2 separate regions of the Mus musculus genome follow, and region 2 is linked to region 1. The links are chromatin contacts, found by Hi-C or POLR2A ChIA-PET in ENCODE. All regions are on one chromosome and are shown on one strand. Each heading gives the region's core, a stretch centred on a gene start or an enhancer-like site at or near the end of the contact. The rest is flanking DNA. Distances are from core to core; before and after follow the strand shown.

Region 1 (5,093 bases), core at 2,547-5,046:
TATCTGGGTACAGATTCATGCATGGGGGAACACAGACCCAATCGCAGAATCCACGGATCTCAGCGAAGTTGCAGCCACCCTGGGGCTTTATCACAAAGGGAGCATTCCCAAGTCCACCTAACTCTTCTGCTTCCACACTTCTGAGCGCAGCGACTTTGCTTTAGGACACGTGTCTCTTCCTCTGTTTCTTTTGCCTCTAATGATCAGGATGGAGCACAGGGTAGGAGGTCATGAGTCAGCCTAATATATTCCCCAGACCGGTTTCCACTCAAATACATACATGTTTTATAGTAATTGATTTTGATATAATTCATAATATTTTATTGCTGCCAATGGAGGTAATTCATTATGTGCACCATTTAAAACCATCTGATTTCTCTTGTCGTTGTTAAGAGTTTTCATAAAAAACTTTTTTCAGGAAAAAAAAAAGTCCATCTCATGTCCAGATTTGGGATTTGGACACAGTTAGAAATGAGCACACTTTGAGGGCAGGGTCTTCCTGGAAGGCTCAGGTGACCACATTCGAAGGGCTTCCCATAATCTCAGATCCTGTCTGGAACCCTCTGGGAGGGGCGGTGAAGGGGACCCCACACACAGAAGCTCATGTGGTGGCAGTTTCAAGAGCCCAGGTATTAGCTGAGTAACTGGGATGGGGCTGAAGGACAGGTCTGGCGAGTTCTGGGTTGTTTATACCTGAGTTACCTCACACGTCCCACCGACTTCCCCGCCCCATCTGCTGAGGGCCGGCCCTCGGCCCTCAGCCTCCTTTTCCCCACACGCTGGGGGACTGGGGGCCAACATGGATCTTACCCTCGACATCAGCTGAGCCTGGAAGAAGCATTCTCTTACACCATGGACAGAGGCAGCCACCGGGTGAGTGCGCCGCGGTCTCCTGGGCTTTCCCAGGCATGAGAAGGGACAGGCTGGAGTCAGGCAGGGTGCTGCCAAGACCTGCCCCGAGTGTAGGGAAGACAGAATGTCTCTGCTGGCTGGAAGCTGCCTGGGATCCAGTGATTTCAACTGCTTCATCTTAGTCCCTAGAAGGAACTCCGAGGAGGAGAAACCAATAAAATATGGAGTCTGGTTATTAGGCACCCCTGGGCTGTGTGGCCAAGGCCTGGACAGGGCTGTGGCCTGTGTGTGCCCTGGCAAGAACAGCTCTGGAGTTACTTGGTAATCTGGCGTTGCTGTTTGAGGATTGGATTTAATCTAGATTCATTTTTGCTGGTTTGAGAACCCAAAGGTATTTTAACTCATCTTCAAGGATTACCTCCTAGCTAGACTCCTAACCCTTCCCGGAAGCATGCGAGTCTTCTTTTTAAATGTACATTTAAATTTTTTCATTGGTTACTTACTAGGGGACGTAAAGTACATGGGAAGTGCTTCCTTATGTCTAACCACAGTGTCTTCTGCTATATCTTAAGCTTCTTCTGCTGCTTTTAGAGGTGATAGAGAGCAATGGGGTTGTCCTGTGTAGAAAAGGGTCTTGTACACACATTAGGTATCCACAAAGCCTTATTTAATGCGCCCCTCTTTTTGCTTAACTTCTCCTAGGTCCTGTTTTCTGCTCTTTTCCATATTTTTCTGTTCTCTATTGATAGAGTGGACTCTGAGACTCTAGAAAGTCCAACAAGCCCTGGGTTTGAAGAAATCCAGCTCACCATATGTTCTAGACTGTGCCTGGCTTGTGGTCCACTCTGAACCCGGGTATGTTTCCGAAGGCACTGTTATCTCTCCTATTATTCCAGACCCCTCTCTGCTCTTCTCCTTTGCTCTCTGCTCTGGTCCTTTTGGCTCATGTCCCCACAGGAAGCAGAACAGGGAGCATGGGGTGGGGGTAGCATTCTGTAGGAAGCATGGGGCGCCACACACACAGCCATGGCTATCTTCCGTGAAAACTTGCTAGTCCCCAGACCCAAAGATGGGGACTGAGCTATCTATCAAGTTCTATCTGTTCAAGTTAGAGATGGGCAGAGACCTGGCCTCTCTCCTGGAGTGGGGTTAGAGAAGCATGTTCATCTGGGAAACTCATCTTCCTAGAGTTAGGGACCAATGTGGAAGCAGGTTGGAAGGACAGGACATGGGCAAAAGTGTGAATTAAGTGTCAAAGTTCTGGTAGGTCCTGGGATCACTATGGAAGGTCCAAGCTTCTCTTGTAATGAGAGAGCTGAGCCATCCCATTATTTAAGGGTATAGGTGAAACCCATAGATAGTGAGTAGAGGCAAAGGAGGGAGCCTATAGCTGCCCCCTAATCTTGTCTACAGCACATTTTTTTGTCTTCTTTCTTTCCTTTTTTTTTTTTTTCAAGGCAAGATTTCCTCTGAGTAGCCGTGGCTGTTCTGGAACTTGTTCTGTAGACCAGGCTAGCCCCCACACTCAGAGATCTGCCTGCCTCTGCCTCCTGAGTGCTAGGATTAAAGGTGTGCACCACACAACCTGGCTCAGATTTCTTAAGAGTAAATAAGATTGGGCTGGAGAAGCTAGGTGTGGTGGTGTATGTCTTTAATTCCAGCACTCAGGAGGCAGAAACAGATGGATCTTGGTGAATTGGGAGGCAGCCTGGTCTACATAATAAGTTCCAGGACATAGTAAGACTCTGTATCAAAAGAAGGAGGAGGAAGAGGAGAGAGGAAGGGGAGGGAAAAGGAAAAGAAAAGACAAGACACTGGAAGTTAAAGGCTGAGCTTCCTCTGTGAGGGCTCAATGACAGAGAGATGCATTGTGGGATTTGTTCCTCCTACAAAGAGAGAGGATGTGGTGGCCAGTGGGCTGGAACTGTGGGTGCTCCTGAGGACATGCCAGGCCTTTAGAAGGCTCTTTAAAAGGATGGAGAAGGCACCGTTTTTCTGTATTCAAAAGGAAAGCAGAGCTGCATGAGTGACTGGTCCCTACCTCCCATCCCAGCTGGGCTGGAAGGTGAGGCAGGAGGATGGAGAGTTAACCTTAGGTCAACCTGGGCTAGGTAGCAAGACCACAACAGGAAAACAACCCTAGAAAGAGTCCCTTGCTATGGTAGGCAAAAGTGACAGAACCTGGCCACTTTAACTTCCTGTCCTTTAGTGTTTTCATCTGTAAAATGGAGCACCTGGTGCAGGAGTCTCAGAAGCCTTTTGTGTGTCAGGGCTTCTTTAGAATGTCCTCTGATACATCAGAGATGCAGCCACCGTCATAACATGTGACTTTCTCGTCACGATCTCTATCTTGTGTCTACAACTGGCTCCTCTTCAGTCTCCCCACCTGCCAAAGAAAAGGGTTGGACAAATGGCCCCAAAGAGCCTTTTCTGTTCCCATGGCAGTCACTGGAACCATATGGATTCCAGTGTGTGCCACTGGGTATGTGCACTGCTCCTGTCAAGTATGAAGCTCTTGTGCATTTGCCAAGTAGGTCACACTTTTCAATGCTTGGGGAACTGCCATGCCTTCTAAGAGGACTGAAGTCAGCCCACTGATCAAGCAACGGTCCATTGGAAAGCAGATTTGCTCATGCTGGGAGTTCTTGCTATTCAACTAGCTATTTGTGAGGATGTGGGAGGCACGGGGTGGGCCAGTACGAGTACCCTCCCCAGGAGGCTGCCCGGGTTCCCGAGATGGCAGACCAGTGGCAGGACCCCTTGTCGTTCCACAGCCCCAAGCTGGAGGCACCTCCAAAGCTTGCCTTTGTCCTGTAGGGCCACACCCCTCACCTGGAACATCAGTTTCATGCTGTCATTGGTGCTGATCAACACACACCTGGCACACCCCACTGAACCTCATTCTGCCTTGTTCCCTGTGACTTAGTGCGAATATGTGGGAGTTCATGTCAGGCTCTGGGCTCAGCGCTGGGTGGGAAGGCTGGCTGATGTAACAATGGCCACTTAGCTTAAGTGCCTTGCTTTGGCAACACAGCTTCCTCCTGGTCTAACAACAACGGGGGTGGACTGTACCCTGGCAGATGGACAGGTGGGAAAACACCACAGAACTCCAGCTTGTTCTTGTCCTCCAAGCAAGAGGCCTTGGCAGTCCCAGGTGGAGGCTCCTCCAGGGGGACAGCCCAGAGTACTCACTGGACCCTGGTGCTCACCCTTTTGCAGACAGGACAGGCTTAGCAGGGAAACAGAGGCAGGAAATACAATTTGCTTGGCAATAGTGAGCTCTCAGCGTTTAGTTTTTGTTTGTCGTCTTTATTGTATATGTGGTATATGAGCGTTACATGTTCTCTCTCTCTCTCTGCATGTGTGTGTGTGTGTGTGTGGTGTGTGCACAGTGCTTGTGTGGGAGGCAGGGGACAACCTTGAGAGTTGGCCCTTGCTTGAGGCAGTCTCTTGGTTTTGCTGTTCTTACATACTTCAGGCAACCTGGCTCATGCCTTTCGGAGGACTCTGCCTCCCCCGCCCCCTGTCATTATAGGAGCACTGGGATTGCAGATGTGCATCACCATGTTTGGCTCTCCATGGGTTCTGGGCATTTGAAATAAGATCTTCGTGCCTTCATGGCAAGCACTTTTAGCTCCTGAGCCATCTCCCCAAGTCCACACACCATGTCCTTTAAAGTCGCTGGTAAAGGAATGAATGAATGAACCATCAAGTGAACAGTGAGGTATGATCTAATGACTTCCCCTGGTCTCTTTCATGCATTGAGGCCTTTTAAGCTAAAGGAAGTGAAATGCTCACCTGAGGCGGTCATTTTCAAGTTCTTGAAGCAACCACTTCTTTTATTCAAATGAAATATTGGATAGAGGCCATTGCATAATAATAATTTAAAAAAGTGAATTTCTACCTGAGGTGGGAAAAGGGCTCAAGCCCCACCATAAGGGCCATGGCCAGGCTCCATGGTCTTTCTGCGAGCGAGACCTTGTGCCTAATGGGAACCCCTGGAAAACAGTTGTCAACCCCTTTATTTTAGGCATAAACGAGTTGAGAGCTTGATGGGGACACGATTGTCCCCTAACTCACACTGGCGAGGAACAGAAGCAAGCTCCTTGCTTCACACAGGGTCTCCTGCACAGACTGACAAGGGGTCCCTGAGCTCTGCGGACATGTGACTAGGGAAGCCAGTCCTGTGTTTGGGGAGGAGGAGGCAAAGGAGAACAACCTGCATTCTGAAGGGGCTTGGT
Region 2 (4,401 bases), core at 686-3,185, 48 kb after region 1:
TCGCAGGAACCAGATGTGTTTCTTTACTCCCTAGAAGGGAGATGTGACTTTCCCAGGGCAAGGCTATGTGTTGCTTTGTAGCAGAAACCCCCAAATTCCACCTGGATAAACAAGAAAGGTTATTTGAGAGGCTGGCCCTGGCCAGTCCTCACAGACTGGATTCCACTCTCCTCCATAGCCAGGACTATCAGCAGCATCAGACACAGGCCCGGAAGTAGCTTGGCCATGTTCTCTGGCAGGAGACAGGCTGAACCAACAGGTGGTTGGGCTTAGAAGTTCTGACCCGTCAGCCTATCCTTTCCCAAACTGGCCTGTAAAGCCTGAGCTGGCAACCACTTACAAGGAGCGACTCCAACAGACAACTTAGAGGTGGGAAATGTCAGGACTCAAGGGCACTGGGAGGGAGGACCAATCTGCTTGCCCAGGACAGGGAACTAGTAAGCAGTGTGGTTTCATTTCTCCCACCCACAGCAAGTGGAAAGGGACAGGAGATTACAGTCCTCAGCTTACAGAGGAAAAGTTTGGGACAGAAGGTCAGGCCGCTGTCTGGAGCCACGTGGATTGGCAAGACTTGAGCCAGACTTTGATAAAAGGGTTTTAACTGTCACAGGAACCCTAGTGATTATGAAACTGGGCCAGGGTGGAGTCTTTTCAGCCCAAGGTCCTATGCTTAAGGGGTCAAACTATCCTCTACAGACTCCCCTTAAGCAAGGTAACCCAGTTTCTTCCTGGTAGCCATTGATGGCTTCTCTGCCAGTTCTAGGGCAACCTTGACTTCCCATCTGTTTTTTTGCCTTGGCCTTTGAGACTGGACCATTTGTTAAAGTGATTCAACCAAGCTGAAAGGCCACAGAATTATCAAGTTTGTTTGTTTGCTTCCTCTTCTTCCTCTTTCAACTCTTCTTCCTTTTCCTCTGAAAAGGGAAGATTTTCATGCCCTGAAACAAGATTTCTCTATGTATCCCTGGCTGTCCTAGAACTCTCTCTTTAGACCAGACTGGCCTCAAATCCAGAGATTCACCTGTCTCTGCCTCCCAAGTGTTGGGATTAAAAGAGTTGTTCTCCTCCTCCTCCTCCTCCTCCTCCTCCTCCTCTTCCTTCTTCTTCTTCACAAATGAGTAACTGTCCTGGTGCTGTGGTGCTGGAGAGGCAGGGCTGGGCTCTTGCTAGTAGAGCCCATTATTTCTGGGGTAGGGGTTGTCAGGAAAGCCTCGTGATAAGACCTAGAATTGGCTGATGCCAGCTGCTCTCCTCAATGCTTCAGCACAGGGTAGGCCAGCCTCCCTACAGCATCCCTTCAGTTGGCTAATTAGAACAGCCTTCCCCACTACAGAGCTTCCTGGATACCAACCTGCTGGGGGTGGTGGGGTGGGGTGGGGTGACCTCTGTCCATTCTTGCAAGCTCTTCTATCATTACTTAGAGTTAGTCAATGGAACCCTTGCTGGGAGTTAGTCTCACCTCCCTTTCCTAGATTAGGGAAAGGAACACTCCATATATGAGTGTTCATACTGATGCTACAGGTAGGATTGCAGAGCTAGGATGTAAATCTTTAAATTAATTTGTCACCTCGAATTTTGACTCTTAGTGACTAGGCTGGGGAGAGCTACTCTTAAAGCCTTCCGGAGTTAGGGATGGAGATGGGTGTCTTGAAAACGGGCTTCTGGGCAGCAAAACCCTGGTTCATGTGAGGGTCTTGTCCCCACAGCCCACCAGCTCTATTTGCAAACAACACTCCACCTAACTCTGGCTCCCATTCATGCTAATTGCGAACACAGCCAATGAACGCAGGTTGCAGGTGGCTGATGCTCCGTTGTTTCCTATTTTTCTGCCTTTCTCCCCTGATTTTCCTATTTCCGAAAAACACCAGCCCTGTCACGGTGTTGGTCTGGCTCATTTCCTACCCTCACCAAAGGGGGGGAGAATCAAAAAGCAACAGCTGCTGGCAAATCCGCTCCGGCGCTGGGCGCCTCCTCCGCGCGTCTCCTGTTGCTTCTTCAAGCCTCACTTCCCTTTGCGAAGAGCTCGCAGAGAGAAGGGCGCGGGCGACATCACAGGGGTCTGCAAGGGGACCCAGAAGCCAGTGGACGAGGGCGACCGGGGAGGCCAACCAGTCAGCCCCCTCTGGGAGGCGGGAAAGCTGCAAGCCGCGCCCACCGCCCTGCCCCCAGCGCGCCACTCCCGGCTGCTTGGACTCTGCTAGTCCTTCTGGGATCCGCTCGGAGGGGACCCAACGCCTAGGTGAGCAGCAAGGGAGGTGGGCAAAGTTGGCACCTTCTTCCGAGTGGAGGAGGCTTGGGTGGGGATCCGTCACTCTAGCGCCAGGTTCCTCCGAGTCTTGTTTGTTTCAGTGGGTGTGTGCCCAGGTCCCTGCCTGGGCGGCGGGAAATGGATTTGGAGATGTAAACAAGTAGATGAGCTTCCAAAAGCTAAGGATACCGGGATGGGGTTGCAGGCAATGGCGGTGGGCGATGCTGGTGGCTGGAAAATGCTTTTGAGGCTGCCCTGAGCTTGCATCAGGAGCTCCAGAAGGATAGAGGACCCTTTAGCAGGGGAGCTTCCCTTTGTTACTCGGAAGCGGGAGACCCTGCGGGGAATGGAGATGCGAGGACCCGGGAATGAAGGAATGTGAATGTGGACACATGGGCCACACAAAATGGAAATTTGCTGGCTTGGTGCTTGTGGGGTGTGGGCGTGGGCTCCGGGAGTGGCGAAGAGGCCCTGTAGACGGCGTTGGGGTTCGAGGATGAGGGGATTCATCTGACTGCATTGCCTTCTTTTGGTCTGTCCAGCTCGATTTTCTTTCCAGGGCTGCTAGTACCCTATCTCCATCGTTCCCAACCGGGGCTGGCCCTGGCGGAGCCTCCCCGCTTTATGTCTGCCCAGGGCTTTTCTGTAGAGTTGGTTGAGAGACTGGGTCTCTGGGCGTCTGCTCCTAGGAGCAGTCAGGTTGGAAATACCGGCCCACCCAAGCTGCCACCAACCTCCAGACCCAGAGGTTGTGATGCCTGGAGGCTTGGCTCCATCAATGTACCCTCTGTCTTTATTTCCTTTGTCTAACCTGTCTTCCCGCGCTACTGGAATTGGGATTTCTACCTTTGTAGTGGGACCAGTGGGCATCTCAGCCCTCTCAAGGACCCTTGGCACTAGTGTTCTGACTGCCCTCATATTGTAGATGTATGAATGTGTGTATCTGTTTTCCAACTTGGCCTTTTGCACGTGACCTGTCTCATGGTTGCCATGGAAACCCCTCCAGTTCAACCTCCCTCAGATTTCTGCCCATTCCTCACCTCCAATTGCCTCCCCTCCCCCCAATATGGTTGCTTAGATACTGGTTACCCTTTGCTTTTTAAAGGAGGACACCCTATGTCTGGCTCCCGTTCTAAACTGCCTGGCCCTTTACCCATCCCACCACCACAAGCACCACAAACACAAGTGCTCACACATTACACACAATATCGTCACAGCCTCACATACCTGTCAACCCTCACAGCCCTTTAGCATAGTGGACACACATAACATACACATTTATATCACATGAACACCAAGTAACACATCATGAAACCACAACACATCAAGCCAAAGACACCAAATGCACAGCCCACCACATAAACGGCAAATATATCCCGCACCCTACACACCACATACACACCAACTACACCACACACATACGACACCCACACCAAATAGACGACCTGCATCCCGTCCCACATACACAGTAACTGTACCAACCGTCCTACATACACAGTAACTGTACCAACTGTCCTACATACACAGTAACTGTACCAAATGCATGTTACTTATACTCAGCCCTCACTCTGTGTGTGCATGCAGGGACTCCACCTGTAACACAAACTGACACATACATGTACACACGCATGTACATGCACACACACACACACACACACACACACACACACACACACACACCAGGCTGGGTGAGGCTAAGCAGACAGAGAGTGCTTTCCTTCCTGTTCAGCCTTATTCTGGATACTTAGAGTATCAAGAAGGAGTAGCCCAGAAGGGAACCTCTGACTTCTCCCAGGGACCTTACAGGAAAAAGCCAAAGAAAAGCTCCCAAACCATCCTAGGAGAGAAACCCCTCTGCTAGGTGCCAGACTCCAGGGCCATGGCTGGGCACAAACCAGGATTTAAGTCTCTCCAGGCTGTGTTCTTCCTTCCTTGACACCCATGGTCCTTTCTGAACAGAGGAGGCTCTGTGGAAGGGAGGGAAGCCTGTTATGAGAACACAAGAGGGCAGAGAGAAGGAACAGGGATCAAAGATATATGTGTGTGTGAGAGAGAGAGAGACAGAGACATAGAAAGACAGAGAGACAGAGACAGAAAGAAGGAGAAAGAGAGACAGAGAGAGGAGACAGTGACACAGAGTGATAGAGATAAAG

What was found. Hi-C counts contacts between places; a loop is a spot of excess contacts on that map. ChIA-PET counts read pairs that join two places held with the same protein, here RNA polymerase II (POLR2A).
Region 2: a map of v-Abl transformed pro-B cells shows a loop between it and region 1 (1.8-fold over the local background). The contact joins the promoter of Fxyd6 here to the promoter of Lncbate3 in region 1. A Hi-C loop is called at or near these places in 1 of 37 maps with a recorded cell type or tissue (v-Abl transformed pro-B cells). POLR2A ChIA-PET finds 5 or more read pairs at or near these places in 3 of 5 experiments (all embryonic stem cell).

Annotation. Positions count from the first base shown.
Region 1 is chr9:45,318,283-45,323,375 of GRCm38, forward strand. It overlaps Lncbate3 (brown adipose tissue enriched long noncoding RNA 3), which reads right to left and starts at 3,797. Exons shown (of 4, transcript NR_040720.1): 1 at 3,685-3,797; 2 at 3,087-3,238; 3 at 811-1,037; 4 at 1-196. Tmprss13 (transmembrane protease, serine 13) reads left to right here and starts at 818. Exons shown (of 13, transcript NM_001013373.2): 1 at 818-873. The coding sequence starts at 853.
Region 2 is chr9:45,368,250-45,372,650 of GRCm38, forward strand. Fxyd6 (FXYD domain-containing ion transport regulator 6) reads left to right here and starts at 1,936. Exons shown (of 8, transcript NM_022004.6): 1 at 1,936-2,239.